Regions from separate parts of the Homo sapiens genome. Here regions 2, 3, 4, 5 and 6 are each linked to region 1. Evidence: chromatin loops called from intact Hi-C (ENCODE). Cell type or tissue: heart right ventricle. All regions are shown on one strand. Links, peaks and the distances in the headings refer to the core of each region. The heading gives the core; the rest is flanking DNA. Region 1 overlaps THSD4 (thrombospondin type 1 domain containing 4). Region 2 holds the start of LOC124903522 (a long non-coding RNA gene). Region 3 overlaps THSD4 (thrombospondin type 1 domain containing 4). Region 4 overlaps THSD4 (thrombospondin type 1 domain containing 4). Region 5 has its middle 28 kb from the start of LARP6. Region 6 overlaps THSD4 (thrombospondin type 1 domain containing 4).

Evidence for each region. A loop is a pair of places that touch in the nucleus more often than their neighbours do. Peaks named below come from ENCODE experiments on the same cell type or tissue, not always from the same donor. Only the 100,000 strongest peaks of a DNase experiment are listed, where the experiment ranks them.
Region 2: a loop joins it to region 1, with 6 times the contacts of the local background. A loop is called at or near these places in 15 of 110 quality-filtered maps.
Region 3: it touches region 1 in a loop (3.0-fold over the local background); 10 of 110 quality-filtered maps call a loop at or near these places.
Region 4: it touches region 1 in a loop (8-fold over the local background); 60 of 110 quality-filtered maps call a loop at or near these places.
Region 5: a loop joins it to region 1, with 4 times the contacts of the local background. A loop is called at or near these places in 12 of 110 quality-filtered maps.
Region 6: a loop joins it to region 1, with 9 times the contacts of the local background. A loop is called at or near these places in 91 of 110 quality-filtered maps.

What each region holds. Positions count from the first base shown.
Region 1 is chr15:71,445,539-71,450,868 of GRCh38, forward strand. All of the region lies in intron 7 of THSD4 (thrombospondin type 1 domain containing 4), which reads left to right. Among named protein-coding and RNA genes, the nearest start is that of THSD4-AS2, 240 kb to the right of the region's middle. In heart right ventricle, for the core only: CTCF peaks have their summits at 3,246 (motif pointing right) and 3,446; a DNase peak (open chromatin) is centred at 3,293; H3K27ac peaks cover 1,961 bases.
Region 2 is chr15:72,153,162-72,158,491 of GRCh38, forward strand. LOC124903522 (a long non-coding RNA gene) reads left to right here and starts at 1,988. Exons shown (of 3, transcript XR_007064706.1): 1 at 1,988-2,910. RefSeq lists an enhancer at 2,705-2,794. In heart right ventricle, for the core only: a CTCF peak has its summit at 3,051 (motif pointing left); DNase peaks (open chromatin) are centred at 2,290 and 3,040; H3K4me3 peaks cover 1,191 bases.
Region 3 is chr15:71,547,472-71,552,801 of GRCh38, forward strand. The region is part of intron 7 of THSD4 (thrombospondin type 1 domain containing 4); the gene reads left to right. Among named protein-coding and RNA genes, the nearest start is that of THSD4-AS2, 140 kb to the right of the region's middle. In heart right ventricle, for the core only: no CTCF peak of the experiment used is centred there; a DNase peak (open chromatin) is centred at 2,400; H3K27ac peaks cover 1,048 bases.
Region 4 is chr15:71,648,878-71,654,207 of GRCh38, forward strand. All of the region lies in intron 7 of THSD4 (thrombospondin type 1 domain containing 4), which reads left to right. Among named protein-coding and RNA genes, the nearest start is that of THSD4-AS2, 40 kb to the right of the region's middle. In heart right ventricle, for the core only: a CTCF peak has its summit at 3,003 (motif pointing left); no DNase peak of the experiment used is centred there; H3K27ac peaks cover 1,816 bases.
Region 5 is chr15:70,822,997-70,828,326 of GRCh38, forward strand. No RefSeq gene overlaps it. Among named protein-coding and RNA genes, the nearest start is that of LARP6, 28 kb to the right of the region's middle. In heart right ventricle, for the core only: a CTCF peak has its summit at 2,306 (motif pointing right); no DNase peak of the experiment used is centred there; H3K27ac peaks cover 511 bases.
Region 6 is chr15:71,727,964-71,733,293 of GRCh38, forward strand. It overlaps THSD4 (thrombospondin type 1 domain containing 4), which reads left to right. Exons shown (of 18, transcript NM_024817.3): 9 at 586-761; 10 at 3,158-3,254. Among named protein-coding and RNA genes, the nearest start is that of THSD4-AS2, 39 kb to the left of the region's middle. In heart right ventricle, for the core only: a CTCF peak has its summit at 2,783 (motif pointing left); a DNase peak (open chromatin) is centred at 2,726; H3K27ac peaks cover 1,654 bases.

The DNA.
Region 1 (5,330 bases), core at 157-5,156:
ATCTCACAACCTCAGAGTGCAGATGTGTCACATTTACAGAAGCACCAGCAAAGTCAATGTTCTGTTCCCCGTCATCTTGATTGACAGGAGGTTCTCTGTTTTCTCAGATGATCCTTCCCATCATTTCCAAATTGTGATCTAAAGTAGACAGCTGAGTACCCAAGTCTGAAATTCAAAGCATTGGTTAGGACCACTGTTTTGGCTGACTGGAAAGAGGTGATGATTTATCTTCATGGCTAATGGCTCAGAAAGTTCTTTTCAAGGTTGTAGAATTCAAATGTTATCCATGACGGGATATGAAATCCTTACGATGTGCTTTGCTTTTTTTGTACATCAAAGCATTAAGCATGGGACAAATTTTGCTGAGCTTAATTGTGGAGATGAGTCCATGTTTTACACCATTTAGCAAAATGCAGTTGCAAGATCGCTCTGCCTAATTGTCTAACAGGGACTTCAAACCTTGAGATAATTAAGACTGAATTTATTTCCTTCAACTCTCCCAAAAGAAAATAACTTTGGATACTTTCTTCTGTATCTCCATGAACAACATCTAACTAATCACCCAGGCCAGAAATATAAATGTCAATATCAATTCCGCTTTCCATCCCCTGACTCTATCCCATAGTGAAACTGTCCCAAGGAAACTACCTCCTTAGTAGTTCTCTCTACTTTGTTCTTTGTTCTTCTTCCCGCCATCACTTCCTTTCTTTAAACCTTCATCATTAGTTGTGTAGATAAGTATAGCAACCACTTTAATGGTCTTCCTTTATTTAGCATTGCCCTTTCTTATACAGAATTGCCAGTGTCGTCTTGTAAAATAGGAATCAAAATGTGTCACTCTCCTGTAAAACTTCCAGTAATTCCTCCACGGTCTTTAGGTCTCTGTTTAGTTCTACAGTGTTGTTTTATCACACTACTATCTTACCTTATACGTTGGTCTTGAATACCTCTAGTTTTCCAAACAAGTCATCTTTTGTCATTTTTCTCAGTGCTTTAGTATATTCTGCTGCTTCTGCCTAGAATGCCTTACATAGCAGGATATTTTTGGCTGCAGGTAACAGAAAATCCAATGCAAAGGCTTAAACACTAAGAGTTTAAGCACATAAAGATGGGTGTCTGGTGGTTCTAGGGCTGATTAATGGCAGCAATTCGGTAGTGTCATCAAGGACAAGTTTCTCTTCATTTTTTCTCTCTGCCAAACTCTGTGTGGCCTCCTCAGGGTCACTTCCCTCCAGTTTTCAGGATGTCTGCCACAGATCTGAGCATCTCGGGAAGACATGAAGTCCAGCAGGAGGAGGAGCCTATTCTTTCTTGTGCATGCTCTTTAAGAGTCAGGGACATGTTTCTAGAAGCCCTCAAAGAAAAACTTGTCTTTTGTCTTAGTAGTGAAAACTGAGTCTCATGCTCATCTGTAGCCTGTCACTGGCACAGGGATTTAAAGAAGTCAGGGGAGTGGGCCGGGGGAGACAAGGACACAGGAATGAAAACGAAGGCACTGTTAGCATGGAGGAAGGGGGAAGTGCCCAGTGGGTTTGCAAACAACAGTGTCCTCTGTTGCCCTCTTCCCTCCATTTTTTTTGTTTTTTTTTTTTTTTTTTTTGGAGACAGAATCTCACTCTGTCGCCAGGCTGGAGTGCAGTGATGCGATCACGGCTCACTGCAATCTCCACCTCTTGGGTTCAAGGAATTCTCCTGCCTCAGCCTCCCTAGTAGCTGGGACTACAGGCATGTGCCACCTCGCCCAGCTAATTTTTGTATTTTTAGTAGAGACAGGGTTTCACCATGTTGGACAGGATTGTCTTGATCTCTTGACCTCGTGATCCGCCACCTTGGCTTCCCACCTTGGCTTCCCAAAGTGCAAGGATTACAGGCATGAGCCACCACGCCCAGCCCTTTCCTCCTCTTTGCCAGGCTAATTGTTGAATACTCAGCTAATGAGTCACCCTCGGAGAGACTTCTCTGACCACCTCTCTTCCTTTTGATGCCTTCTGACAAGTTAATACAGCTATAGAATTTATCCTACCAGACCACAAGTGCCTCGAGGTAGGACTGTCTTTTAGTATCTGTCATAGTTACTGGCACATAGCTACAGGCATATGTGCTAATATTTGTTGAATATAAAAATAAAAGACAAAACCTGAGTTGTGTCAATTAGCGATGACATTCTCCTTGCCACAGAAACCCTAGAGTGGTTTAACCAAAAGAGATACTGTTTTTCTCATGGAACAACTCCAGAGGAAGAGGTCCTGGGCTAATAAACATGCACTTACAATTCATCACAGGCTTGGGAGCCTTCTAGAGTCTTGTTCTGCTCTCCTTGGCATGTCACTGCATGTTCTCATGAACACATCCTGGCTCTTCCACCTCCTGAGTCCATGTTCCAGGCAAAAAGAAGGACTAAAGGTACAGGTTACTTGTCAATTGAATCTGTGGCTTTTCCTCTGGTAAACAGTAGCTTTCTCGGCAGCTCTGCTTACTTGACTTCTGGTTATATCCCATGAGCCAGGCACAGATCTGGTTTTACGGGACAATGCCAAAACAAACATTGTCAGGGTTCTGTTAGGGTCACAAGAAGATTTACTCTATTTCTTGTTCTGTCTGCCTGCTTGAAACAATAGCAGCCATTAAAAGTTGTTATGTGGAAGTCTTGTATTATATACTAGAAATGGGCCTTGTAAGAATGACTTGTATCATATTGTCCACATCCTCATTGAGAATATTAAGAAGACAATGTTGAGAAGACTGACGCCCAGAGAAATGTCATTTGCCCAAGGCAAAATCAAATATTTTGGTGGCAGAGACTGCTTAGGAAACAACCGGTCCTTATCTCAAGTCTAACTCCCTTAACATTTGGGGGCATTTCATAATTTGATCTTGAGGTAATAGATATTAGATGTATTAACTTCTTTTTCCAGCCTTACATAACAAAGTCTTCAGAAACAGAAACCGTATTTGCGTGGTTTGCTGTAAGTAATGCCTAGTATGGAGTCATGTAATGATTCTTTTAAATTTAAATTTAAATTATTGATTTTTGTGGATACATAGTAGGTATATTATGGGGTACATGAGATGTTTTGATACAGACATGCAACGTGAAGCAAGCACATCATGGAGAATGGGGTATCCATCCCTGAGTCCTGTAATGATCTTAATGCAGTCCTTCCTGCTTTCTCTGCAGGGACTTTTAGGAAGATGTAGGAAGGAATGATTTGTCCACTGTGGCTGCAGTTACCTCCATTAACTCTAGATGGCACTCATGCATTGATTGGGAAACCAGTCACTGATAATATTAACTGCCTGGTAGAAACTGACAAATTCTTCAGTCAGGGTGGTGAAAAGTTAAATATAGGTGGCTCCCAGGCATGGCTGGGTGAATAGATTGGTCAAAGGAGAAGTGGTGAAAACTGGGGACTGGCTGTAAACACATTTCATGAGTACATACAAACCCCCTTGCCTTCTGTTCATTCTCCCTCACAGCAGCCAAAGTGGGCAAACCAGAAAATGGACTGGCCAGCCTTACCAGTGTGCCTGTCTGACCAGCGGGCGACCTGGTCACTGCCCCAGAGGGTCAAGGGAAACCTATTCTCCTTGGCCACATTCCTTGAGATGGTGATCACAGAGGACACTCAGTTGCCACATCAGGACTTTGATATTCAGATGGAAAAGGCTTATATGTTGATTTGAGTTAGTAATTAGGGCTTTTAAACTGCTCTTGTCGACATAAACACATACACTATTATTCAGTACTTCTGGTTTAAAACTCTTGTTCCACTGAACACATTATTTGGGGGTACATTGATACTGTTTCTATGTGGCATTTCAGACACTGGTGAAGAACATGAGCTTTGGAGTCAGACTTGGGTTGCTGTCTGGGTTCCATCACCTACTAACTATTGTGTGGTCTTGGGCAGGTTAATTAACCTCTCTGCGCCTCAGAAAATATGGAGGTGATAATAAAACCTACTTCACAGAGTCATTGTGAAGATGGAGATAATTCTGTGTAGTACTTACAGTGCCTGCTACTCTGTAAGTACTAAAAATACAATCAGCTGTTATTTTTATTACCATGTAATCTAAAGACATGAAAGTCACACAGGACAATGATGATAATCGGTTGTCCCCATCCTGTGTAGACATTTTATAGTCACTTTAGCCTGGGTTGTAAAGTGTTGGGAGCAAAATGAGAAGTAAAATTTAACAGTTCAAGTGAAAATAGCGTTTGAGAAGTAAGTAGATTTAATTGGGAGAAAATTGATTTATACCCAATATGCAGGCCCAACTACTAGAAAATGAAAAGCAGTCATCTTAATACCAATTGTTATCCACCTAGTTCCTTGGGTAGCTTTTACCACAAATTCATGATAGAATTTGTAGACAGGAACAAAAAACTACTTAGGATTAAAAGTAGGAAAAGAAACTACTTCCCATATTAAGGTCCTATGACAATGCAAAGAGGTGGATTGGGACTCTGGCCTAGGGCAGCTGTCCAGGGTGGACACGGATGGCCATAGGAGTTGTGATGTGCAAACGAAGGAACAAGGGAAGGAGGGATTGTGTGGGACAAATATATAAATCCAGCAGTGTGTGTTTGAAAACTCAAGGATGGCAGACCTGTTGCTTCTTTCACTAACCCGCTGCGCCTTGAGTCATTGTAGTTAGTGAATTGGGTGGCTGCGTGTCCATATGCCTCATTTGACTGGCATAGCTGCCTGGAGGAAGCTTAGGCCTGGAAAAAAGTGGAGACTCATGCTCTGGGTGCCTGGTGATTGTAGGCCCAGGTGAGAATAATGCAGGCAATTGAAGATTTTTTTTTTTCTTGCTCTAATTTTCACCTGAGAGCTATGCCCACTCAGAGAGGGTTGGGGGAGAGTAGAACAGGAAAGAAACAGAAGACACTTTGGGTTTGGGCTCAGAAGATTCAGCTCACATCCAGCTTCTATCACTTACAAGTTGTGTGCTCATTCACAAGTTGCTGCTGCTCTCCAGGTTTCAGTTTTCTCATCTGCAAAATGGAAATAATAATTCTTATAGCATCCAAGGTTATGTAACAAGTATAAATTAGTGACAAATTGGAGTCTGTGGAGGTGTAACTTTGCTCATAACTCAGCTCAAATTGTTCACAAGCCCCCATTTCACTTGGTAGTGTAGGGGAGGGAAATGTGGCTTGCCCCTCACCCTTCTAGGTTCCTTGGCTGGGCTATGAATTAAATTGACATAAGACAGATTAACAGGAGGAAAGCCACATTTAATTATATAAGTACACACGGGAGCCCCACAAAATATGAGACTCAAAGAAGGGTCAGATGACTGAAGCCTATATTGCATCCTGA
Region 2 (5,330 bases), core at 221-5,220, 710 kb after region 1:
GGCATCTGTAATCCCAGCTACTCGGAGGCTGAGGCAAGAGAATCACTTGAACCCAGGAGGCAGAGGTTGCAGTGAGCCGAGATCACGCCACTGCACTCTAGCCTGGGGGACAGAACAAGGCTCCGTTATTAAAAAAAAAAAAAAAAAAAAATCACCCCTAGGAGTCTAAAAGCATTTTTTTTTTTAGGCCAGGGATCAGCAAACTTTTCCTTAAAGGGACAGATATGGTCAGATGATCTTTGTCATAACTCCTCAACCCTGCCATTGGAGCTCTAGAGCAGCCAGAGACAATACATAAACAAAGGGGCATGGCTGAGTTCCAGTAAAACTGTATTTACGAAAAGCTGGCCAGGCTGTACAGCAGTCTGTACTTAGCTGATTCCTGCTTTAGACAAAGACACATCTTGGTAAATCAGCTCTCTTCATTGATAGGCCAGTGTCTATTCATCCCCTCTCCCAGTTGCCAAAAACAAAATTCTAGAAGGGTGAATGCAAACCTAGCAAAATTATAGATCATTAGCTTCTCTGCCTGCATGCACATGGGGGCATTCCTTACTCAATGTGGCCCTTGAGTAAGTTGTGATTTGCGGGATGAGGTAGAGAGAGAAATCCTGCTATCAGGTGCTGTCTTGCTAATGAGTCTTGAGCACATTATCTGAAGCTTTGGAGTATCCTCTAGAGGTTTCTAATAGGCAGAATGATCTACTTCTGAAGCCTCTTTTCTCTATGCCATTAAGTTCTTTGGCACTGATGATGAATTTCCTGCGGCAAGGAAACCATTTTTTACTTTTATCAGCTATTCTGAAAGTCAATAGACTGACGCAGTTATCAAAATAACTGCCAATATTATAAGGTCCAGGCCCTAACTTCCTGCCACCTAAAGCAATGATACTCAATTAGGGGTAGTTTGCCTGCTCTGGAGACACTTGGCTGTCATAACCAGGGGTGGGGGGTGCTACTGGCATCAGGTAAGCAGAGACCAAGGATGTGGCCCAGAATCTTTCAATACACAAGATAACCCCCTATAACAAAGAATTAGCCAGTCCAAAATATCAGTAGTGCTGAGGTTGAGAAACCATGATCTAGACTTTTCTACTGAACTTTTAATCCACCTTGTACTCTACTGAGAAACCAATATCGCCAAACCATCACTTTTCTCCTTCACTCCTAAACTGCAGTAGCTCCTCAGCCCGGGGAGACTAAGTCTGTCCTTGTCATCCTGGCACTTAGATCCTGGGGATTCTGCCCACATACATATTCAGACTCTGCTTCTTTCAGATTTTTATCTGTCCCGCCCTCAGCACTACCATACTTTAACTGATGTTACCCCGCAAACACACATTTTGGGAAGATCCTCCCCACCTCTCTCCTCAGATCCAAATCTTACTCATTCTTTGAGGCCCACGCATGCTGCATGCCCCTGTAACATTAAGTCTGCCCATACCACTGCCTTTTGCACTTACACGGATTCACCCGTCTTACACTGTTACATTGCTATTCTGTCTACCTCGCTTCCTCAGCTACTCCCTGAAGGAGTCCATATTGTATTTCTGGCCTATTGATCTCAGTTTACACAGCGTAAAGTGTGAAAACTGTATTAGTGTATTGAGATTCTCTTCAATGAGATAATGAGTATAAAAAGCACTCTATATAGTGCCTGGTACACAATTAAGTGCTCAGAAAATTATAGTGTCATAGTATCTATAGAAGCATGCATTCAGGAGCCCATAGAAGGTGCTTAATAAATTGTTTAAATGTGGTTATATATTGGGGAGAGCATGCCACACAGACTAGTCTGGTATTTGGAACTAACAGCAAAGAAAAACTTGCATAGAAATCCTACACCAATTAACACACCTTCATGCTAGACTGAATCCAGGAGCAGGGGTGTCATGTTTTCCCAGAGTGGTGCCCAACCCAACCTTTTTGCATTTAGCAAGTTAATGAACACCTTGTGAATAACACTTTGCCAACTCTGGCCCAGTTTAGAAGGCTGCCAATAGGATATCAGTATGCCACACCGTCTGCTTTCCTGGGGACCCTGCTGTCCTCTCCCTAAGTGCTTCTGCTTTCAGCCGGTGGAGAGTCTGATGTGCCTAGAGAAGTTGCGCAGTGGGACGAGGCTGCAGCGAGAGCCTGGCCTTTCCCCAGGCGGAAGAGAGCCTTGTCTCAGATCCTGAGAGAGAAGTGAGTGGGGGCATGGCATTCCGAGCAGCCCAGGTTTGGCTTTGGGCCAGGCACTGAGTGGCAAACAAGAAGGAACACATTCCGGGAAGGCAAGGAGCCCTGCCAGCACGAAGGCAGCAGCGAAAGCAGGGCTCTGCTGGGTACCAGGTGTTCCTTGGCTCTGTGGAGGTCAGGCACGCAGGCGGATGAACTCAGGTTTCTCTAGAATATCATTTCAGAGGCTTAAATGCCTCCCACCCTCTCGCTGTCAGCGGACAGGGCATGTGGAACTGTTAAACGTTAAAACTCTCTGCTCTGGGGCCCAGCCCGTGCTCTCTAAATAAAGGTAGGAGCGGAAAGAGTGTTGTTGCCATCATGAAATCACACTTCACAGGAGCCAGATTTCGGCGATTCTGTGTCTAAGAGAAAATGCTAATCCAAACAAGGGCAGGTTGGAGAAGAGCCTGGGATTTCTATGCCCTAGAAACTGCACTCTCCACCCTTGCAGCCCAGAAACACAAACACACACACACTTGTTCTCCACGCCTGCCTTCCGAGTGGCCAGAGCTGGGGGAAGTCTGGAGAGCCCTCGGAAACGCCGTCCTTTCAGAATCAGCGCTGGCCCTTCCCCAGGTGATGAGAGAAGAGAGCGAGGAGGACCAAAGCGGAAGCGGATAGAGCCATTCTTTTCGGGGCAAATGGCCACACAAGCCTTCCTGAAGATTCCCTTCTTACTTTGGATAGGTAGGTGACCTGGACTGGAGGGGCCCTGGGCCCGTTTTCCCCAGCAAGGGGACAGGAGTAGCTTTTTCTGAGGGAGGACAACGAAGTCTTTACTCACCCCTCTGCCTCTGCGTCTTTTTGCTGGACTTTGCTGCCGCCTAGTGGCTCAGTTGTCATCACTTCCTTCTCTGAGAGAGAGACAGCCAGCCTTGGATTGAGTTTGAGGATCTAGCCTCTCAGTCTAGTCCTGAGGCAACCTGGAGATCCTTCTCTGAGAAGTTTCTCTGCTCTAGGACTCCCTGGTTCTGTGGCCCAGCAGCTAGGAGAGAGGAGCACCATGGGCTTCTAGGCCTCACTCAGTCTGGCAGTCAGGTAGAGGGGCCATGGCTGGCTGGCTGGGCACCTGGGAGAGGGGGTGGGGGTAGTTTCTTATTCCCAGGACATCTCAGTGGGATGAAGTTGTCCTTGAGTCCCCCTCATTCCTGAATGCCTTTTTCGCTAATAATACTGCCCCTCCCATGACCCTTCCTTTCTGCTAAGGCCCATGTTGCAAAACTGAGGCTCTGGCATAATGTATATTTCCTTTCTGTTTCCCCAAATTTAAGGCAGCTATTTCTCCCTGATAAAGTTAGCTCATTGCCATGATAAATATATGATTATATGCCTTCTCTGTGATGCTGCTGCTATGAATCAGTCCCTGGGAATAGTGAGGAGTGGGCATACTTTAAAGAATTTTATTGGATTGGTTTCTCTAAGTCCCTGAAAAGCCTATAGATTATAAGCTATATTTTTCTGTGTATTATATCCAGGTGTTTATTTCCTCTAGCAAAGGAAAGCACTTGGTTTCAACAACCACTGATCTGCCCTACCAAACTTTCCGATCTGAGCTGTAATACCCAGGGACTATATAAAATCCAAACTCTTCTGCTTACCCCACCAAACTCTTTTCTTTTAACTTTTAAAAAATTGTGGTAAAATGACATAAAATTTACCATCTTAACCATATTTAGCATATAGTTCAGTAGTGTTAAGTACATTACACTATTGTGCAACCAATCTCCAGAATTCTTCATCTTGCAAAACTGCAACTCTATACCCATTAAACAATAGTTCTCCACTTCCCCCTTCCCTCAGCCCCTGGCAGCCACCATTCTACTTTCTGTCTCTATGAATTTGACTACTCCACATACCACCTATAAGCCAAATCATACAGTATTTGTCTTTTTTTTAAGAGATGGGGTCTCGCTGTGTTGCCCAGGCTGGTCTCAAACTCCTGGCCTCAAGTGATCCTCCCTCCTATGTAGCTGGAATTACAGGCATAAGCCAGCCACTGCACCCTGCCCAGTATTTGTGCGGGGTTTTGTTTTTATTTTTTTTTCTTTCTACAAGCCTGGATTCCAGAAATTTTTTTTTTTTGGACTGGATTATTTCACTTAGCTTAATGTCCACAAGGTTCATCAATGTTATAGCATGTGTCAGACTTTTTTTCCTTCTCAAGGCTGAATATTTTTTCATATATATATATATATATATATATTTACATATCCATGAGTAGATGAATATACATATTTCATTGTGTGTGTATATATATATAGAATATATAAACATATATATATAGAATATATACACATATATATATATATGTTTATTCATCCATGGGTGGACACTTGAGTTGCTTCTACTTTTCGGTTATTGTACATAATGCTGCTATGAACATGTGTGTTCAAATATTTCTTCAGTTTGGGCCCTGGAGGTCGAGGCTGCAGTAAGCTGTGATCACACCACTGTACTTCAGTCTGGGTGACTGAGTGACAGAGTGAGACCCTGTCTTTAAAGAAAAAAAAAGAAAAATTTCTTCAAGATTATTCTCTCAGTTCTTTTGGCTATATACTTAGAATTGCTGGATCATATGGTAATTCTGTTTTTAATTTTTTGAGTAGCTGCTGTCCTGTTTTACACAGTAGTTAAACCACTTTACATTCCCACCAACAGTACAGTTCTCCATATCTTCACCAACCCAGCCCAAGTCATTCCCAGAGTTACTAATTCTCCACATCTTCACCAACACTTGTTATATTCTGTTTCTTTTCTGTTCTTTGAGAGTAGCCATTCTAATGAGTGTGAAGTGGTACTTCATTGTGGTTTTGACTGGCATTTCCCTAATGATTAGTGATGTTGAAGATCTTTTCATTGGTTATTGGCCATCTGTGTATCTTCTTTAGAGAAATGTCTATTCAAATCCTTTGCCTTTTTTTTTTTAAGACAGTCTTGCTCTGTTACCCAGGCTGGAGTGCAGTGGCATGATCTCGGCTCACTGCAACCTCCGCCTCCTGGGTTCAAGCAATTCTCCCACCTCAACCTCCTGAGTAGCTGGAACTATAGGTGCATACCACCATGCCTGGCTTTTTTTTTTTTTTTTGAGACGGAATCTTGCTCTGTCG
Region 3 (5,330 bases), core at 232-5,231, 100 kb after region 1:
TGGGGGAGAGGTAAGCCAAATAAAATATCTTGTCAGAAGTTGTATTTTTTTTCAGCATTATATTTCCTCTTCTATCTACCAAGAGGGATCAGGGAATGGAATTTTATGGGGTGCAAAGAGTAATGCTTTATATTACTTTTGTAGGCTTCTCTTGCCTTTTCTTATATGAAGACTTCTTTTCTTCTTGAAGAATTTTATACTTTCTAAAATGTCATTTTGAAGCTGTCTGTGCAGTTGCCACACTGGGAAGTTGCTCTGGCCTTGGTGACAGATGCCTGTAGCACGCACGCTTCTCCTGCTGTAGCAGAAAAAAAAAAAGATGTGCCATGTCAGATTTCGTTAGGGACTGTTACCTTTTGAGAATTTTTCTCCAGTGCTGCAGAGAGAATGTACATGCTAGGGGAATTGCTTTTCTTCCCTGCTTTTGCAACACTTCTCTCTTTTTTTTTTTCTTTGATGTGCTTAGAAAAATCTGTGCTTAACTTTCTATCATAGATTTGAAGAGGGAGAATGATATACAACAGGGCTAGGAGTGTACCCAGATGTACCTTAGCAGGGAGACATATTTTAAGTTCATGAGGATGATTTATTATTACTGGTTTAGTTCATGTGATTGTTGGGTACAGTTTTTTTTTTTTTTTAACATCAGTGATACCTCCTGGAGTCAGTTTTTGATGCAGGCAAAGAGATTGGGATAGATGATCATTGAGTCCAGAGAGGGAAGCACCTTGGTGTATCCACCCTCACCTGCAAACAAGCCTGCAACGTATTTCCCTCATCCACTCCTTTCCCTCCTTACCCTGATGCCTGAGTAACGAAAGGACAGCCTTTCTCCTGCATCCATCTTCGTCTTTGAAAAGCCAAATGAAAAGTGTATCTCCTAAAAAGGCCATGAGGCCACTTCACAGCTTTGCCTTTTGTTAGCCTTGTCAGGGACCAAGCAGGCTCTGAAAGCCTAATGTAATTACTTTCCCTTGTCTAAGAAGAGTGGAAGTGGGAGTGCTCCCAAGCCCACGGCTGCAAGGCTAGCTGTGGTTTCAGCAGGCTTGTTGCTCTGTTCAAAACAGACATGCAGCTCAGAGACATGCAGCAACGGGTCACTTGTTGTAGGCTTTTCACTTATTAGTTACTCATGTCCTCTGCTCTGTAGACATTTTCTGGGCCTGTGGGGGGATTGAGCCCTTGAATGGGAGCAGGAGGAACTGAATGGGTGAGTGATGCTGGAAGCTGAAAGCAGACCATTGCCCTCTAGTTGTAGTTGAAGTTCGCAATTTCCCTGTTGATTTTTTTCGTGTGTAGAGTGAATGACAAATGGGCTGGCCTCACTCAGCCTGGAGCATTTAAGCAGGCGAGAGGAGAGCTCATATGGAAAATATTTCTATCACCGCTGCATGCACATATGGTCTGGGGAGACCCCCGAACTGAGCAAATCACAGTGCTCCAGCAGCCCCTCAGTGGTGTGCCAATTATTCTTATTAACAGCAAGCAAAGGGCAGGCTTTAGTTACCTGCACACAGCTGACTCGTGGGGAAGGCCACGCCGGAATCTGTGTGCCCCTAGCCTTGTGTCACATGCAGAGTGGCAAATGGCTCTGCTTCACCTGACAATCAGCAAAGCAGATGAAAAATGAAAGGGATTATACAGGCTCACCCAAATCTTGGTGCTTTTCAGACAGTGCTCAGCGTTTGAGAGAGGAAGGCAGAGGTTTTGTCTTATGAGTTAAAAGTATGTGTGCTTAACATGAATAGCTAGAAAACCCGATCAGAGGTAGTGAGATGCCTGCCCTCCTGCCCCTTTGTTCCACTCTGCTTTGCTAAGTAAAGATCCTCTTGGGCCTCTTCCTCTTTTCTTTCTTGCTTTCCCTCTTTCCCCTAGTGTGTGCATGTGTGTGCATGCGTGTGTGAGTGCGTGTGTGTTTCTGTGCTGTTGGCTCCAGAACGCCTGAGCTCCTAGGAAATTATACAATTAGGATTCCTTTTTCCTTCTTGGAAATGAAATGATGAGGAAGGAGCATGAGTATGAGTAGCCCCCACCTCTTAAAAAGAATGTAGTTTATATAGAGCTTTGAAGAATGTGGCATTTATTTATAACAGCCTCTTTTTTATTGTCGTGTTACTTGCAAAACTTACCCATAAACATGTGGCGTCGTCACTAAGTCACCAGGATTTTCCTTTTCTCTGCCAGCTGGTTTTCTTGCAGGTTTTAATTATCTTCCCTTTGGATGTTCCTAAAAACACATGAGGAGAAGGAAGAATGGGTAAGAAAGCGTCATACACCTGGGGGCGCTTGGAGGGCTGTGTTCTCCACGTGGGGCTGGAAGCCAAGCGGCACACTCTGGGAAGCAGTTTACAGTCAGTTTTCTAGGGTGTGAGGTCCTTTCAGATAAGCAGGACCTGGCAGGTGGGGAGAGGAGGGCTGTGATGCAAAGCAAGCCTTGTTTGGCGTCCTGTGGCTGGCACTGTCAGTGCTGGTGACTGTGGTCCAAGGACAGAACAACCTGGTATGGTGTCAGTGCATGGGTTGGAGGACAGACACAGAAAAGAACTGTGCCTTCTTTAATTTTCCCATTGCCAGAGCATTAAACTCAGAACAGTGAGATCATGAGAATCCCTTTTGTCTTAGTCAAGGTTAGGGTGGCAGTCGTGTACACTTGTACAGATGGGGCGTATCCCCGAAAAGACTGTAAAGGACTTTTAAAGTCAAGCTGGACTTTTGAGGCATTTGTCAGCGTGGGGAGCGTGCCAACGTGCAGCTTCTTTGCAGGATGCAGCAGAATGGCGGGGAAGGGGAGGTGGGAATGGGAGGCTTGCATTTTCTTTCTTGAACTTGGACTTACCTTCTCAGATAAGACCAATGAGACATTGTTATATGTAGGGACAGGGAGGGAGATGCAACTAGAAATCTGCTACATTCCATATTTGGAATAATATGATAAATTCTGCAAAGTGTGGTCAAAAAGATGTTCTTTAATTTTCTTATTTTTGAGACAGAGTCTTGCTCTGTCGCCCAGACTGGAGTGCAGTGGCACAATCTCGGCTCACTGCAAGCTCCGCCTCCCGGGTTCACGCCATTTTCCCACTTCAGCCTCCCAAGTAGCTGGGACTACAGGTGCCTGCCGCCACGCCCGGCTAATTTTGTTTTTGTATTTTCAGTAGTGATGGGGTTTCACTGTGTTAGCCAGGATGGTCTCAATCTCCTGACCTCGTGATCCGCCCACCTCAGCCTCCCAAAGTGCTGGGATTACAGGCGTGGATGTTCTTTAATTTTGACGGTACAGTATGGCAAAACCTATCAAAATGAAAAATAAATATCTTAGCTGCTGATGGGTACAGACAAGGTTTCTTTTCATGGTGATGAAAGTGTCTTGGAATTAGGTAGTGGTGATGGTTGCACAATTTTGTGACTATCCTAAAAACTACTGAACCATATCCTTTAAAAGAGCAATTTTATGGCATGTAAATTATATCACAGTTTTTTACATTAAAAATAAATAAATGTCTTTTGGATCCAGATTTTCCATTTCTAAGACTTTTTATCATATAGGTCTACTCTGAGTGTGTAAAATGTTCTATGAGCCACCTGTCATAATTAGGTCCTTTCCATCCTACTGTCCTAGTGATAAGGCATGCTGTGCATTTATTCAGAAAGAATGAGGTAGCTCTAGATGTGTAATGAAATGACTACCAGGATATGCTTTTAGGTAGGAAAAGCAAATTGAATGTGCATAAAATGCTCCCATTGTGTAAAATGTGTTATCGACTATAATCACCATTGCAAATGCTACCAAGTGTATTAACCCTGTGCTGAAAAAAGAAAGGTGAAAAGACCAGATCTTTGTATTTGATGAGCTTATACTCTAAAAGGGGCACAGAATACAAACAGTGAATGATCATGCAATAAGGGTCTCTCATTAATTGCAAGAGCAATGGGAAGCTACCTAAGAAAGCAAAGAAAGATTCCACAAATGATGACATATTTGAACTGAGGCTTGAAGGGCTGTGTGTTGGGGGTCTTCAAGATAACCCCTAAGATTCAATTATCTGTCGTGATTCAGTGACTTAGCATACATTGGCAATCACAGCTATGATTTATTACAGTGAAAGTATACGAAGAAAATCAACAAAAGGAAAAGGTTCCTGGGGTAAAGTCTGGGGGAAACGAGATGGAAGCTCCCGAGGTTTTTTTTTCCCAGGGAAGGCACGCAGGACCCACTTACTTCCCCTAGCAATGGGTTATGACAACACATGGGAAATGTTGCCAGCTAGGAAGCTTGTTAGAGGCCTAGAGCCCAGCATCTTTACTGGGGCTGACCACATGCACACCCTCTGCCTGCCAGCTAACAAAATTCCAGACTCCCACAAGGAAAGCAGGTGTTCAGCATAAACCATATTGTCTATACAGTAGAGGCGCAGCAAGCAAGCCACCCTTACCAGTTCTGGGAATGATGGGAACCCTCCCCAAATCCAAGTTACCAGATGCCAGCCTAGGGCCAGCCTTGTAAGCAGATCTTTTCAAGGAGAGCAGTCAGGTCTGCAATCTTAACTCTTTTCTGATGGATAAGTAAGCACTTTAAGTGGGAAAAGAGGGGGAGCATTCCAGGCAGAGGGAAAACATCTATAGAGCCCCAGAAATAAGAAAGGACATGGCATGTTCTGGAAACAATGCATAGTTCAGATCACAGAAGCATCCATTGTGAGGGGATGTGGCGGGAAATTTGTCAGTCAGCTCGATCCTGAGAACTGGAGTTTTTCTCTGGGCCTATGAAAGTTCTCAAAATTCTAGATCTACAGTCTTAAGATTATCTTTTTATGACGTGTCATTTAGGTCATCATTGCAGGACATTTTCTTCTTCATAAATTATTTCCTAAGGAGTAAATCAAATTAAATAATGAATGTAGGACTGCTTTGTAAGCAGTGACACCCTTTATTTAAAAAACTAGTTGTCACTCTTCATTCCTAGAGTGTTATTTGTGGCAAATAGAAATGAAGGGTCAATGTAATGACCTTAATGACTATTTCGTGGTACACAATTCTCCCTGGCTTTGCCTTTCTTTTTCTAGTATCTAAAATAGCCAGTCAGCTATGTGGAACTCACTTGCTAATGCAAGACCCAAGTTTGAGCTTTGGGTCAATCACTTGGGTGAAAACTCACCATATGACTTTTCTCATTTAAATGTTTTTGTTGTTGTTGTTGAGACAGAGTCTCACCCTGTCACCCAGGTTGGAGAGTAGTGGTGCGATCTCAGCTCACTGAAACCTCTGCCTCCCAGGTTCAAGAGATTCTTCGGCTTCAGCCTCCCGAGTAGCTGGGATTACAGGTGCCCGCCACC
Region 4 (5,330 bases), core at 273-5,272, 200 kb after region 1:
ACATTTCATTTAAGCCTCACAAGAGATTTGTGAATTATACTTTGATCCCTCATTTTACAGGTAACAAAACTAGGGCTCAGAAAATGATGTCACCTGCGGGTGTAATGTGCATTATTAGGAAGGCTCTTAGGTGAACATTCATGTGTCTAGAAGAAAAGACGTTTTGAACATATGGAACGTAGAAAAGAAATTTTTGTTAAATTCTTTAAATCCCAGCAAGTGCACTTCAGATTCAAAGTCCTTAGGAGTCCCCCCATCACTCAGAGCTTCTCTTTGGCTCTTCTCCACCATCTCCTAGTTTCTCCTCTCCCTTTCCTCTCTGTCCCTTTCCTCTCTCTCCAGCACTGGAAGCAAAACTAGGCTTTTCTATTTAGCCAGATCTCAGGGCTTTTTTGTTTGTTTTTTGTTTTTTTGAGACAGAGTTTCATTCTTGTTGCCCAGGCTGGAGTGCAGTGGTGTGATCTCAACTCACTGCAATCTCTGCCTCCTGGGGTCAAGCCATTCTCCTGCCTCCAGCCTCTCGAGTAGCTGGGATTACAGGTGCCCACCAACATGCCTGGCTAATTTTTGTATTTTTTTAGTAGAGATGGGGTTTCACCATGTTGGCCAGGCTGGTCTTGAACTCCTGACCTCAGGTGATCTGCCTACCTCAGCCTCCCAAATTGCTAGGATTACAGGCATGAGCCGTGCACCAGCCTGATAGCTTCTTTTGCTATGCAGAAGCTCTTAAGTGGATCCCATTTGCCAATTTTTGCTTTTGTTTTGATTGCTTTTGGCATCTTTGTCATGAAATCTTTGCCAGTTCCTATGTCCAGAATGGTGTTACATAGGTTGTCTTCCAGGGTTTTGGCAGTTTGGGGTTTTACATTTAAGTCTTTAATCCATCTTGAGTTGATTTTTTATATGGTATAAGGAAGGAGTTCAGTTTCAATCTTTGCATATGGCTAGCCAGTTATGGCAGCAACATTTATTGACTAGGGAGTTCTTTCAGTTCTGTGATAGTTCATTTGCTCTTCAACCATTTCCTGGTGAAAACAGCCAATAAGGAAGTCAGAAAAGGACTGCCAGCTGCAAGAAGTGACTTCTGACATCCAGAGGAGGGACGGCAGAGACCTTCTGGTAGTTGGAACTACTTAATATAGAGGGTGGCAATCTCTCACACCTCAGAATGTCTCTGAGTCATCTAGAGCAAGAGTCAGCAAGTTATAGCCCATGGGCCAAATCTAGCAAGTAAACCAAATCTAGCATGTGAGCCTAATCCACCTGCCGTCTGTTTGTGTAAATAAAGTTTTATTAGAACATAGCCATAAGTCATCCATGGCTGTTCTCACGCTGCAACAATCCAGCAGAGTGGCTGCAACAGAGACCATATGACTGCAATGCCTGAGGTATTTACTCTCTGGCTCTTTACAAAAGAAGCTTGCTGACCCACAATGTAGAGCAGCACCTTTCAAACCTGAATGTGCATAGGAATCACCTGAGAATGCTGTTAAACTGCAGATTCTGATTCAGTAGCCCTGGGAAGCGGTGCAAGACTTCTAAAATGCCCCAGACGATGCCTGCACTGCTGGTCCATGGACCACACTTTGAGTAACAGGGGGCCAGAGAAAATAAACTAAGGCTTATTGTAAGATTCTCCCCGGGGGCCTGAAAGCTTAAGGAGATGAATAACTCCTCCCTTCTCAGGCCCAGTCCCAAGGCACAAGGCTACTTGCACCAGCAGTGTGCTCCAGCAAAATAGCAGAAGCAGGAAGAGAGCCAGCCGGAAGACACGTACCCCTGAAAATCAAGAAAGAGGCCATCCGGGTACAACATAGCAGTAATGTCAGACTAGGACACTTCCTGTTTACAGGAGACTATAAAACTTTCGCCCTGTCCTCACTTGGGGCTGACGCCATTTTAGGCCTCAGCCCGCCTGCACCCTGGTGCTCATTAAAACAGCATGTTGCTCCACACCGCCTCCTGTTGTCTGTTGGCACGCTCTCAGGGTTCGAACCAGTACAAGAACCTTACACTTACTAGTCTTGATTTTTTTAAAAACTGAGAATTATAAAATATACTTTAGAAGGATTCCTATCCAAAAAGCTAAAATAAAAATGCATAGGGTTTTAGAGGAAAATTCTGATGAAAGAATGGGAGAGAGAGAATTATTATAACTAAATTCGATGAATGAATTAATGAGTATCAAGATCTATGCTCAGACCCTTGCTGTAAGATGGCTCCATCAAAGGCCTGCCCCCCAGTGGAGTTTCTGCCTCAAGAACACTAGTATTCTTTCAGGTTGTCAGGCCAGGAACCTTGGTCTTCCTTACTCCACCTTTGGTAGAACATCCATCTTCAGTCCAGTTGGCCATTCCTTCAGCGTGATGTTGGTGGGCCCTTGCCCTCCATTCTAATTTCATCTCTCTGGTCCAGGCCTCCATCACTTTGTGCCCATCTTAATGCAGTTGTCTGTGTGTGTCCCAGTCTCCAGTCTCTTCCATCTCCAGTCCATTGCCCGTGTTTGCCAGACATCTTCTGAAAAGAGCTCTTCAGCCTGCCATTTCCCACTCAAGAGTCTTCGGATTTAAGATCCCACACTTTCGTTGCCAGCCTTTTCTCTCATCATCTCGTCCCACTCACCCAGTCAGTCCTCTCAGCCGTCCCTGGAGATGGCCCAATGATAGCTAAGAAGCCTATATATTCCCCAATGTTGTAACTCATTTACACAGATTTTAAAGCATTTTTCTTGAACATTTTGGAAATACAAGATTTGAATATTTCACCCACCTTTTTTTTTTTGATGTTCCAAAAAAATTTTAAGAAATGAAATCATGCCTTAACAACATGGCAGAAACTTGCACATAAGAGCACAGTAAATATGCAGTCAGCCTGCATCTCTGGGTCCACCCTTCTTGTGTTTCTCAACAGTCATTGTTTTTGTTAATGTTGGATCACTGCTTCTTGTACTTAAACTAGTTGTTTAGGTAAGTACCCTCTTGCAAAGGCTTAGAGGTGCCATCTTGTGGAGAAAAATGCAAACAGGCACATTTGGCTGTGTGTTAAGGAAATGACAAAGATGCCGGCGTGAATCTCCATCATTGCCTTCTGGCCATGGGGACGGTCCCGTGAGAGCCTTCTGGGGACCTGCATTGGTAGACACAGGCCATCTGCGCTCAGGAGGCCCTGTAAATCAGGCCAGTGTGCAAGCAACCTCCATCCTGGATCAGAGTTCATCAACCCAACTCACTATTGCCTTTTTGCTGATAATCTAGCCTCCAGAACTCTGCCTTATAGGGTGTAGGCAGTGTCTCTCTGCTCCATTCTGCAAGGAACTTCCTAGTCTTGACCCCTTATCAGCCCCAAACCACAGCTTCTAACAGACCCATCCCACGTGGTTTTTTCCTGCTGCCAGCCCCTCCTGAGACACTAAAAAATTACAATAAAATCTGGCCAGACATATTATGATCTCTTTAAACACAATTCACCATACGGCTCTACACATTAAAAGTAAAGTGAAAGTCTAGAGGTTTCTAGTATTCTATACAAAAATATGGTTACCTTACTTTTATAATAGAGCAATTATCACTGTCAAAAGCTATTTCAGGCCTCTCTCCTCCTTCCCCCATTTCAATCCATGGAGGAGGAAAATTATGAAAGTAAAGCATTAGAATTTTAGAGTTTGGGATATCCCCACCCTCCAGAGAACGATGACCCTTGTTGGAATTGGGGGAGGTGGTAATTATCTTACAGAATATGATATGTTTACCTCTCGGGACTCCTTTCTTCAGATTTGTAAACATAGCTGCAGTTGATTCTTACCCAGTTTTATCCTACAAGAGCGCCAACATTTTCTTCCAGTTGAGTCCCTTGATAAGATGCTATCCTATTATGAACTAGGATGAGGTACTGAAAAGTGACAGCCATAAGCTTGATTAAAACCAGATCGCTCGTTTTACAATTGCTTTCATTTAGGAAGCCAAAATACCTTTTATGCCATGGACCATTTCTTCTCTTCAAATGAATGGCATCGTCAATTTGATCTTCATTGATTCCTGTTTCCAATTTAATTTTGTGTATATACAGCAAATTTCCCTCCCTTTAAACATGGCAGGATTCTTCATATCAGGGCTGTATCTCTTTTTAAAAGAAAAATTTTGGCACCAGAAGGGACCTTAGAGATGAGCCAGTTCGAAGAGCAGGTTGGTCCTGTAACTTTGATCTTTTGATTCTTCAACCAGCTGCTCTTTCATTCAACAAACGCTTATTAAACACCTACCAAGTCGCAGGTACTGTGCTCTTTGCAATACATAATGATACTCCTGCTGAAGCTAAGCCAAGAGGCAATCTTAAAGAACTCGAGAAGGTTTGATAGCAGTAAGGAACTATTTTTGGAAACTGGATAATTAAGTGTTCTTTGCTTATTAGCTTCTCTGACATTTACAAAGGCTGTTTGTGCACTTCTGTGGAACTACCATCATTTTAAAGCTTTCTGGGGAATCTGTCATGTGCTCCTCGGTGTCCCATGAGCTTTGGAATAAAGAGCAGTGATTCTCAACTGAGGGTGATTTTGCTCCCATGGGGAACATTTGGCAATGTCTGGAGACATTTTTGTTTGTCACACTGAGAGGGATGCTCCTGGCATCTGGTGGGTAGAAGCCAAGGATGCTGCTAAACATCCTACAATGCATAAGGCAACCCCCATAAGAAAGACCTTTCAGGACCAAAACATCAGTAGAGCTGGAGTTGAGAAGCCCTCACCTTGAGGAAGAAGAGCAGGCAGGAGGATGAGAAGCTAGGTTTCTAAACCCTGACAGTCCTTCAACCAAAGCAGTTCTGCTCTTCTCATTTTGCATAGTGGAGCTTTGGATTTCCACATGAGATTTTATTTTTGAAGTATATTTTTTTCTACTTAAAAAAGTTGAAGACTACTGTGGTAGAAGACAACTCTCTGCCTTCTGTTTTACAATTGAGTCACTTTGGAACAAATCAAGTGGGTGTATATGATACAGGATGAGGGCAGTCAGGGGTAGATTTGGAAGCATCTACCTGAGCCTTGGTTTTGGCTGCACAGGACTCGACATTTACAAACAATATTGAAGTGATTTGATTGTGTCTGACTTTCAATTTAGACCAGGGATTGGCAATTTTTTTCTGTAAAGGGCCAGATCTAAATATTTTAGGCTTTGTCGACTTTCCTGTTTGTGTTGCAACTACTTAATCTGCTGTTGCAGCACAAAAGCAGCCATAGACAATAACTAAACAAATGGGAGTGTTTGTGTTCTAATAAATCTTTATTTATAAAAACAGGTTGTGAGCCAGATTTGGCCTACTAGCTACAGTTTGCTGAC
Region 5 (5,330 bases), core at 87-5,086, 620 kb before region 1:
CTCAGTTCCTGGCAGGGAGCAGATGTTCAATTAATTTTACCAGCACATTACAAGTAACATGATTTTTCAAGCAGGTAGTGTGTTGTAGTTGATGGGTAATTTATTTTTGATGTTTTTTAAACAATAAGACCTTAGTACAGCTCTACTTTTTGTGCCAAAGGGATCCCCGCTCTTTACATAAGTGACCCAGCTCTTTTCTCCTTGCATGGACAGCATGATTTGGATTGATGCAGAGACGAAATCCCCTCCAGAGTTCTTTACAATCGTTTCATGGCCCCAAATCTGGTTATTTGCCAATCAGTAAAGGCTACAAGGCCCAGCACTTTAATTTGACCAACTGTTAAGTTCCCCTGTGAGGTTGTTATTTTCTGAGAACTTGGAGGTTTTATAGCCTCAATCTTCCTTTAATTGTTTTAAAGTTATACTAAACGAACAACAGATGTTGCACTCCATAAATCTGTTATTACTGGCTTCTGATCAGTTCTTAATGTCAAAGTCCGCTTCTTCCTCTTGTGAAGAAGACTCCGTCTCAAAAAAAAAAAAGTGAAACTGATCTACTCATCTGTCTTGTTTATTTTCTTTCTTCTTTCCTTTTTTTTTTTTTTGAGACAGAGTCTCGCTCTGTCCCCCAGGCTGGAGTGCAGTGGCACAATCTTGGCTCACTGCAACCTTCACCTCCCGGGTTCAAGCGATTATCCTGCCTCAGCCTCCCGAGTAGCTGGGATTACAGGTGCCTGCCACCATGCCTGGCTAATTTTTGTATTTTTAGTAGAGATGAAGTTTCACCATGTTGGCCAGGCTGGTCGCGAACTCCTGACCTCAGATGATCCAGCCGCCTCGGCCTCCCAAAGTGCTGGGATTACAGGCGTAAGCCACCGTGCCCGGCCTTGTTTATTTTCTTTTATTTACTGTGGGTTTGTAGACTTATAGTATTAGAAGAATAACTTTTGTATAAAGAAAATATCTATTCATGTTCATAAGAGTTGCTATATGTTCTTCACTGAAGTCTGAAGTCATGGCCGACTTAACATATGACAGACTCAATTACATTTTTTTCTTTTTTTTTTTTTTTTGAGACTGCGTCTCAGTCTTGTTGCCCATGCTGGAGTACAATGGTGCAATCTCAGCTCACTGCAACCTCCGCCTCTTGGGTTCAAGCGATTCTCCTTCCTTAGCCTCCTGAGTAGCTGGGATTACAGGTGCCCGCCACCATGCCCAGCTAATTTTTGTATTTTTAGTAGAGACAGAGTTTCGCCATGTTGGCCAGGCTGGTCGCGAAATCCTGACCTCAGGTGATCCGCACCTGCCTCAATTACATTTCTATAATTGAAATCATCTGGGCATTGTTGATTGAGTTGGCCCATCAGAGTGTATTCCAGGGGCTTCAGGATGGGACCATCACTCTCATTTTACACTTAAGAGAGGCAATATAGGAGGTCTCTTGGGTCCTGACTTCTGAAGGTCCCTACTGGCCTTTGGCTGCCACTCTTATTAACGAAGCTCTTCCCCATTTATCCCAGGAGCTCACTCATTTTTTTCAGATGCATCAGGGGGTCAGAGCTCAAGAGTTCTCATCCCAGATTTTATCATGCTGAATATGCTTTTCCATAGCTTACAATGAGACCTACAGCTACCCCAAGGTATATTCCAGAGCTGGAGTATTTCAGGACAAGGAGAAGTTGCCAAACAGTGTTGAATTATAGAGTCCTTAGGATTTACATGCTCTCCAAGAGAGTCGGCTTGGATATTTGGAAACCATGAATTTATATTACATTGTACAATATTTTTAAGGCCAGGAAAAATTCGTTTTATTCAGTACCTATTCAACAAATATTTTCTGAGATCTTGCCATGGGCCAGGCACTATAAGATGTGTGGAGATACATGGTCTCTTACCTCATTGTTCATAATTCAGCAAGGAAATGATGCATAAACAACTGGCTAAAATGCAGAGGGAGGAGTGTGCTAGATTAGTCTTTCCCATCCTTCTTACTTATGATGAGTTTATGTCTGGGAGCTTTAGTGATGGTATATTTTTGGGAGCTATTTCTTTATGGTAGGATGGTGTCATGCTTTCCACGTATCATCCTTTTAATTCCTTACAAAAAAACCTGATGTTGTAGGCATTATCATCCTCATTTTACAAGTGAGGGAACTGAAGCTTAGAGAAGTGAGACAGCCCTGAGAGTTCTGCAAGTGGCAAGGTTGGAATTTCAACTGGTCTTTCTTGTTCCCCAACTACAGGAGCATACCCTCAACTAGGAGCAGGTGCCAGGTTATCAGCTGTTTAGATAAGGCTATGTCCCGGTTGGACACTAGAGGGCACTGAGATAGCAAAACAATCGGAGGAATTTGCCTCTGGCTACCACTTTGAAAAACCATAACAAATTGAACTTCCCAAATTCATCTTTGAAGGCGAGTTAACTGTAAATACAGCATTGAGAAGGCAGGTCTGCACCTACTGCACTCTCTGGTTATAGGTAAGGAAAAGGATCACCTAGGATTTATCTTTCATCCAAAGCACTTCAGCCTGCTGCTTCTTTTACCCATAGTAGTTGCTCAGGAATCTTTGTGAATATTTTTTTTTTTGAGACGGAGTCTCGCTGTTTCGCCCAGGCTGGAGTGCAGTGGCGCGATCTCAGCTCTTTGCAAGCTCCGCCTCCCGGGTTCACACCATTCTCCTGCCTCAGCTTCCCGAGTAGCTGGGACTACAGGCGCCCGCCACCACACCCAGCTAATTTTTTGTATTTTTAGTAGAGACGGGGTTTCACCGTGTTAGCCAGGATGGTCTCGATCTCCTGAGCTCGTGATCCGCCCGTCTCGGCCTCCCAAAGTGCTGGGATTACAGGCATGAGCCACTGCGCCCGGCCGAATCTTTGTGAAATTGAACTGAATATCTGGGTGCCATCACAAGGCACGTATCTAGCTGGCTTCTGCTCATCCCACAGCTGATTCCAAATCTGGGGTGTTGTGCAAACAGCTGCCCAGCCGGAAATTGGTCCAAATAAAGGTAGCTTGGTTCACCAATGGGCTGTCTACACACTCCAGATATATCTCCCACTACCCAAAATGAATCGCAAAGGACTGATGCAATCAACATGACTGTCATCCTGAGGGATGCTTCATGAGGCTGAAGTACTAAGATTGTAGCTTACAGGATTATTATTATTATTTGAGAGGGAATTTCCCTCTTGTTCCCCAGGCTGGAGTGCAGTGGTGCGATCTCGGCTTACTGTAATCTCCACCTCCTGAGTTCAAGTGATTCTCATGTCTCAGCCCCCGAGTATAGGCGCATGCCACCACGCCTGGCTAATTTTTTGTATTTTTTAGTAGAGACGGGGTTTCACCCTGTTGGCCAGGCTGGTCTCGAACTTCTGACCTCAGGTGATCCGCCTGCCTCAGCCTCCCAAAGTGCTGGGATTACAGGTGTGAGCCACCATGCCCGGCCCAGGATTATTTTTTCATTAAGGGAATTAGCACTCACCAGGATCTATGTCAGTGTTAGGAATAAAAAGTCAACAGTCCTTGTTGGTTCAATCCTTTCTTCCTTAGATCTTTGCTGTTAGTTTCTAGGTAGCTTTTCTGTCATGTTTACAACTTACAAGAAGTAGAGTATATGGATGAAAATTACTGGGAAAAGCTAGCTCACATTTTATGGAAAAAGTATTTAAAAATAATCGATGAACAATATGTCTTCAATGAGTACTTGCTCATGTGTCTGTCTTGTGTGGCAGAAACCAAACAGAGCCTTTTTCAACCCAGCCACACCCTGGAGTGATGCAATAGTAAATGAGACACAGGCATGGTCACATATTCGGGATATGAAGCCAGCCTGCCAGCTCAGGAAGTTACCCCAGAGTCAGACGGGTGGTGGATCAAGGAGGAATGTTCAGAGAGCCTTCCCCACAAAGCATACAGCACAGCAGGGCATAACAGGCAGTTGGGCTCTTTTTCTCTGTACAGGAAGAGGCAGACTGCAATTTTTTATTTTTATTTTTTGAAGTAAGGAAGTTATGTGACCAGAGCCCTATTTTAGTAAGATAGGTTTGGTAGCATGATGGGAGATAAGTTAATGCAGAGGCTTAGAGACAGAGAGACCTTGGGAGGAGGGTATGTGGAACTAAGTAAGCACTGGGGAAGAAGGGAGCGTGTAAGAAATATTTCAGAGCCAAAAAATGACAGTTCTGGATTGTTGATTGAATACGGGAGATTTGGAAGGGAAAGGTACAAATATGGTAGCCTCACGTTCTTTGAGCATTTACCATGGGCAAATTACTAAGCATTTTACAGGTATTGACTCATTTTAATTCTTTTTTTTTTTTTTTTTTTGAGATGGAGTCTCACTTTGTCATCCAGGCTGGAGGGCAGTGGCTCGATCTCGGCTCGCTGCAACCTCCGCCTCCCAGGTTCAAGTGATTCTCCTGCCTCAGCCTCCTGAGTAGCTGGGACTACAGGCATGCACCATCAGGCCCGGCTAATTTTTGTATTTTTAGTAGAGTCAGAGTTTCACCATGTTGGCCAGGCTGGTCTTGAACTGCTGACCTCAAGTGATCCACCTGCCTCGGCCTCCCAAAGTGCTGGGATTACAAGCATGAGCCACCACGCCTGGCCTGACTCATTTAATTCTAACAAATTGTATGAAATAGGAATTATTATTATCTACTATTATTATCTATTATTTATTGGAGAGGAAACTGAGACATAGGGAGGCTCAGTTGTTAGTCAAAGGTCACTTGGTCTTCAGAACCTGCATTCTTCACGTATTCCACATGGCCTCATCTCCAGTCTGGGTGACATGGGAGATGGTGATGCCACTGGCTGAGATGGGGAAGTCAGGAGAAGGAGCAGATGGGCATGTGTATGGAGCGGGAGGGAGGGTGGACAAAGTGGTGTTTTGGATATGTGTAGCGTGTAGATGTTCTGCCAGCACCTCAAGCGGAGATGGTCACCAGGCCTCGTGTCCCAGTGTGGAGAAGGAACTGGTTTTCATTAAAAATAATGAAACATCTGTAAAAATACCATTGGCTGAGTTTCTCAGTCAAGCTATTCAAGAAAGGCCGGCTATGCTAACAAACAGGAAGCCCATGCCCCAGCTGAAGATTTGGCCAGAGAGTTAGAAGGAGCAGGTTCATCAACAAGGTGCTCAGACCCCTGGAATGCCTACAAGAGACCAGGACTAAGCCTTGAGAAAGGAGGAGGGAATTAATGTGCTCCTCATTCCAGTGGCCAGAGCTTTCCAATGCTGCCTGCCTATTAGAATCACCTAGGAGATTTTATTTTTTATTTTTTAATTTTTTTTTGAGATGGAGTTTTGCTCTTGTTGCCCAGGCT
Region 6 (5,330 bases), core at 149-5,148, 280 kb after region 1:
GGGACAGCCATCCTGGGCTCCAGCCGATTGCTGCCATGAGGGAGTGTGAAGCCAATGTTAACATGTCTTCCTGGTTTATAAGAGAAGCCAGAACTCTTAAATTTTTTATGTGAAATATTTCAATTCTTAAATTTGGGCTCAGTTATTTTTTTTAATAACACTACAGAAGCCAAACTAAACCCATTTATGGGCCAAAATCAGCTCGTGGGCTGCCAGCGTGCAACCTCTCACCTAGATAATGGTATATAATATAAATACGTTTCCCTTCCCCCCTTTTTTCTCTTCCTCCTCTTTCTCCTTTCCCTCCCATTTTCCACATCCTTTTCACCTAACCAGCCCCCACCCTACATTTCTATACTAAGTCCAAGTGATAGAAGGGATTAGGGTGGGTTGAAGCAGTGATTAAGCCCAAGGGGATGTAATCTAGATGCCTAATGGCGCCCCAGGGCCTGGATCATTGCCTGGCACATAGTGGATCCTGTCAAAAACCTTGATGAATGAAGAAGCCAGAAACTGGGGGAGTCAGTTCTGTTTCTTGTGCACACCCTGGGCTTACCCAAAGAACTGTCTGATTTTTCTCAACAGCCCTGAGAAGTCGTTCTGGACGCTCCATCATCAATGGGAACTGGGCAATTGATCGACCAGGAAAATACGAGGGCGGAGGGACCATGTTCACCTACAAGCGTCCAAATGAGATTTCGAGCACTGCCGGAGAGTCCTTTTTGGCGGAAGGTCCCACCAACGAGATCTTGGATGTCTACGTGAGTTTGGATGTTTCTGGACTGTTCTTTGGATTTTGAATCTTGTCACTTCTAAGGAACATACTCTGAACAAATAAGCAACAAATCATTGCCCATACTCAATAAAAACCCTTTGAGCAGAGCCTGTTGGAGGCACTCCTTGAATGCTTGGCGTTCATCTTTGCCTTTACTTCTGAATGGGCCCAGCTCACAGCAACCTCCAACTCCACCAGATGCTTATTACCTTCGGAGTTTATTGACCCAGTAAAACCAATTTTACTTGTTGAACCAAATCAGAGGCAAAACATGCCCTTTATTTCATGAGCATTGGATCTCCTCCAGGCACTTTCCTTATACTGCTAATTTGGCATGTTTTCTTTTTATGGCAAAAGAAAGCAAGAGCCTAAAGGAAGGCAGGACCGCTCCCAGCTCCCAGCCCTGTTCAGACTCTGAGAGCAAATGAAGAAAGGAGAGCTCCAGAGCCCTCCAGATGAAACAATAAAGCTGAGAGTCACAGTAGAGAGATTTACTAGAAGCTCCCTGCTTCATAGAAGACAAAACCTTAATTTCTTTTACGTGAAACTAAGATATTAAATTGCTCAAGAGTTTTAAATGGTCCTTACGTTCAAAGGAAACCACTAGAATTCAATCTTCTTAAAAGACCAGGAAATAAAGGGTGATAAGACATAAAAGCTTGAAATAACATTTTGATAAAAAGATTGAGATCACCCATGAATATACACATTATTTCTGTCCCCAAAGCTGAGCTGATTAACATATTTGCTGTGTCAGAGTTTTAGAAATATTATTAATTGCATTGTCATTACTTCTCCACCTACACACAGTTCTATGTCCTTTCCTCTTGGGCCTAGTAGACTCGAAATTACAAAGGAAGCCTTGTTGTAGTTTATTTTGGATTTTTTTTTTAGACTGTCCAGTTGGTTGGTTGAATCTGAATATATTTTAAATGGCATCAGAGGTAAAAACTCAGGTTGTTAAAGGCCTACTGTGGGTGGTCTAGGAATGGAAGCCAACAGCAATTTCATAAACGGGACAAGGTTTTGCACTGGCAGAATGCTCAGGCAGAAGAGGCACCAGAGAGGGAGGGAGGATTTCCAGCCACAGACCGAGAGGAAGATTGTGTGAAAAGGGAGTGAGGGGATGAGGGATACACAGCAGGAACCTGAGGTCACACAACCGTGTCCCTTGGGGATTCAGTGCCCACCACGTTTCTGCAACGCCGATGGTTTGATATTGGTTCCTGGGTAGGAGAATCCCAGGGGTTCTCAGGTCTGCCTTCCTTTGGGTAATTTATAAAATGAAGACCCATTTCATCAGTAGGGAGTGGCAAGAGATCATGGCATAAACAGGAAGAATAGACACAGGACCCACCATGCAGGAGTGACTCAGAGATGCTTCTAGCTGGAAAGGACCTTTGAAAGTGACATGATTCTAACCTCTTCCTTCCCCAAGGAAGAAATCAAAAACTGCAGGGTGAAGGGGCTTGCTCTAGGTTACACAGCTGGTCAATAGGAGAGCTGCTTTATAAAGCAGCAGAGACAGAAACATCAAACCCGACCGTGTCTCCTTGCACGGCTCATATTTACACTGTGGATTCTCATTCTGCTGCTGGGTTTAGCCCACCACCCTGCTCCCCATCAGGAAATCCATGGGCAGCAAAGACTGTGTGCTCTAAATCCAATAGGGAGGGACGTATTCTGTTGGGCCATGCTCATTTAATATGTTTTCAGCCCAGACAATGTTCAGCTGCTGACTTCCACAGTCCTACGTAGATTCCTGCTTGCCATCCTATTTTTGTCATCATTCCTAAGAGAATATGACCCAGCAAGAGTTGGGTCGCTTCTACTTGTTTTCCTGGCCCCATGTCTTTGTGTTTCTGGGGCTTTCCCTGAATAAGAGGGAGGGACCTGGGGGCCAGCCTCACCAGCCAGGTCAAGAACTTTGAGGGAACCTAAAGCATCCCGGGGTGGCTCTGTCCAGGAGGTCTGCTGCTTGTTCGCATGACTTTGTCACGCCACCTAGTGTTAAAACAGTTCTCCTGCAGTGTACACGTATTTATCTGTGTTGGATGTTTCAAGAGCACTGAGCAAAATCTAAGGACAGAAAGGTTCTGCTACCGTTGCTCCATCTTCTCCTTTGGAGTTTAGAAAATCTTGACTCTTAGCTTAGTCTTCTTCTGATTTGCTCGGCCTAAGTTCTTCATTCTTCAAAAGTAAATGACAAAAAGCCATCCAGGAATAACTTTGTTTAATCTGCCACAGGTTCACTGATATTACTGGATGCGTACTAGAGTGAACCAACCCAGTCATTTCTCAGTAGTTCTGCAAATGCCATTGAAACCCAGAAGGGGTGTGCATACGTGCCAAGTGCGGTAACACTGATTTTTGTGTCAGCAGATGATACACCAGCAGCCAAACCCAGGCGTGCACTACGAGTACGTGATCATGGGGACCAACGCCATCAGCCCCCAGGTGCCACCCCACAGGAGACCAGGTAGAATCCCTTGTCTTGTGGCCGGGGACTCTGGTCATTTCCTTGTAAAGCCTTCTCTCTCTCAATTCTTGTGCATCCACCCTCTGTCTCTCGGTCAACACAGAGAAAATTGAGGGACGCATATTTCAAAGCCAAGGGGCCTTGACATTGGAGCAGGCTTCACCATTTGTCTGAGCCTTCACTGATGAGACTGTTTCATTCACTCGATTCCAAAATGGCATGAGCATCCTGGGTCTGCCCTGCCAGTTCAACATTTGAAATGCTTTATACTAGTTTCCAGGCCAGACAAGGGGGCTCATGCCTGTAATCCTAGCACTCTGGGAGGCCGACGCAGGTGGATCGCTTGGGCCCAGAGGTTCAAGACCAGCCTGTGCAACATAATGAAACCCCTGTCTCTACAAAAAAAATTACAGAAATTAGCCAGGCATGGTGGTGTGTGCCTGCAATCCCAGCTACTCAGGAGGCTGAGGTGGGAGAATCATCTGAGCCCAAGGAGGTTGGGGCTGCAGTGAGCCGTGATCAGACCACTGAACTCCAGCCTGGACAACAGAGTGAGACCCTATCTCAAAATTAAGAAAAAACAACACAAATTTACTTTCTTAGAGCTCTGGAGGTTAGAAGTCTGAAGTGGGTTTCATTGGGACAAAATGAAGGTGTCATCAGGGCCCCTCTCTCTCCAGAGGCTCTAGGAGAGAACCCACTTCCTCGCCTTTTCCAACTTCTAGGAGCCACCTGCCTTCCTTGGTTCCTGGCCCCTTCCTCCACCTTCAAAGCCAGCAGGGTGGCACTTTCAAATCTCTCTCTGACCCTGGCCTCATCACATCTCCTCTCTGACTCTCATCTTCCTCTCTCTTTCCTTTATAAGGACCCTTCAGATTACACTGGGCCCACCCAAGTAATCCAGGATAATCTCTCCTTCTCAAAATCTGTAATTTAGTCTCACCTGCAAAGTCCATTTTTGCTATGTAAGGTAGCATGTTCACAGATTCCAGGGATTAGGATGTGGACATCTTTAGGGGGCCATTATCTGTCTACTATATGCCTTTTCTCTTGGTTCCCCTTTTGTTTCTGTTAATAATACTTTGACCTATAAGACAAGAATAATGAGTTCACACCTAACAATCCATGTTGAGTCTTCCTGGTGGGCTCTGCTTATGGACAGAGCAGGCAGCTTTCTCTCGGCTGGCACTGGGCATGGGACTGCTCTCTGAGTCTGCAGACATTTCTCTACCGGAGGATGATGGAGCCCACCACCCAAATGCAGGCAGTCTTTTCCTTCCTTAAAATAGGAAGGTCTGCAGAAGTATTCATGGTAATTATAGCTCACACACATTGAGTCCTTGCTGTGTGCAAGGGCTTAGAAACTGCTGTGCTGAGCTCTTTGCGTAGATTAGTTCTTTGAATTCTCATGACAGAGGGAGGTACTTGGAGGGAAGTACTATTATTAGCCTTATTTTAAGAGTAAGGAAATGGAAGCTTAGGAAGAGTAAGTTAATAATTGTCCTGATCTCACACCTGGGCAGTGACCTGAGGAGGGCCTGTGTGACCATACTTTGTGCTTGTTATATCACTGAGAGGTTACTTGGTCCAATCCCTACCCTAGGAGGAAATAAAGGCACAAGTGCCAAACCCGCCCCATCCATTCTTCTCTGAACTTTGGACGGGATAACCAGGTTATCTGATTGCTACAGACTGGGGAGGACAACAGCTGGGTGCATCCCCAGAACATGGGGTGGGTGTGTTGTCCAAACTCCAAGTCAGCAAACTCAGCACAACAGAGAATTTTTATGTCATGTCCAGAAGCAATCCACAGTTTGAGAAACCAAGTTTGGGTAAGATTTCTGGGGTCCATTGCTGGTTTACAGGGATAATCAGACAGACTATTTGAAATCTATCAGGATGATGATGATTTCTGTCAGGCCTGATGGGGCTCAGCTCATGAATAGCATGGGGGTTCTGGGATCAGCTCCCTGGGACAGGGCAGGCCTGGAGGGGTCACCTGTAAAAAGTTGGTAAGCAGGGGCATTGTCACCAGGCTTCCTCTTCCATGTCAATGGAGTCTGGAGGCAGAGTTGG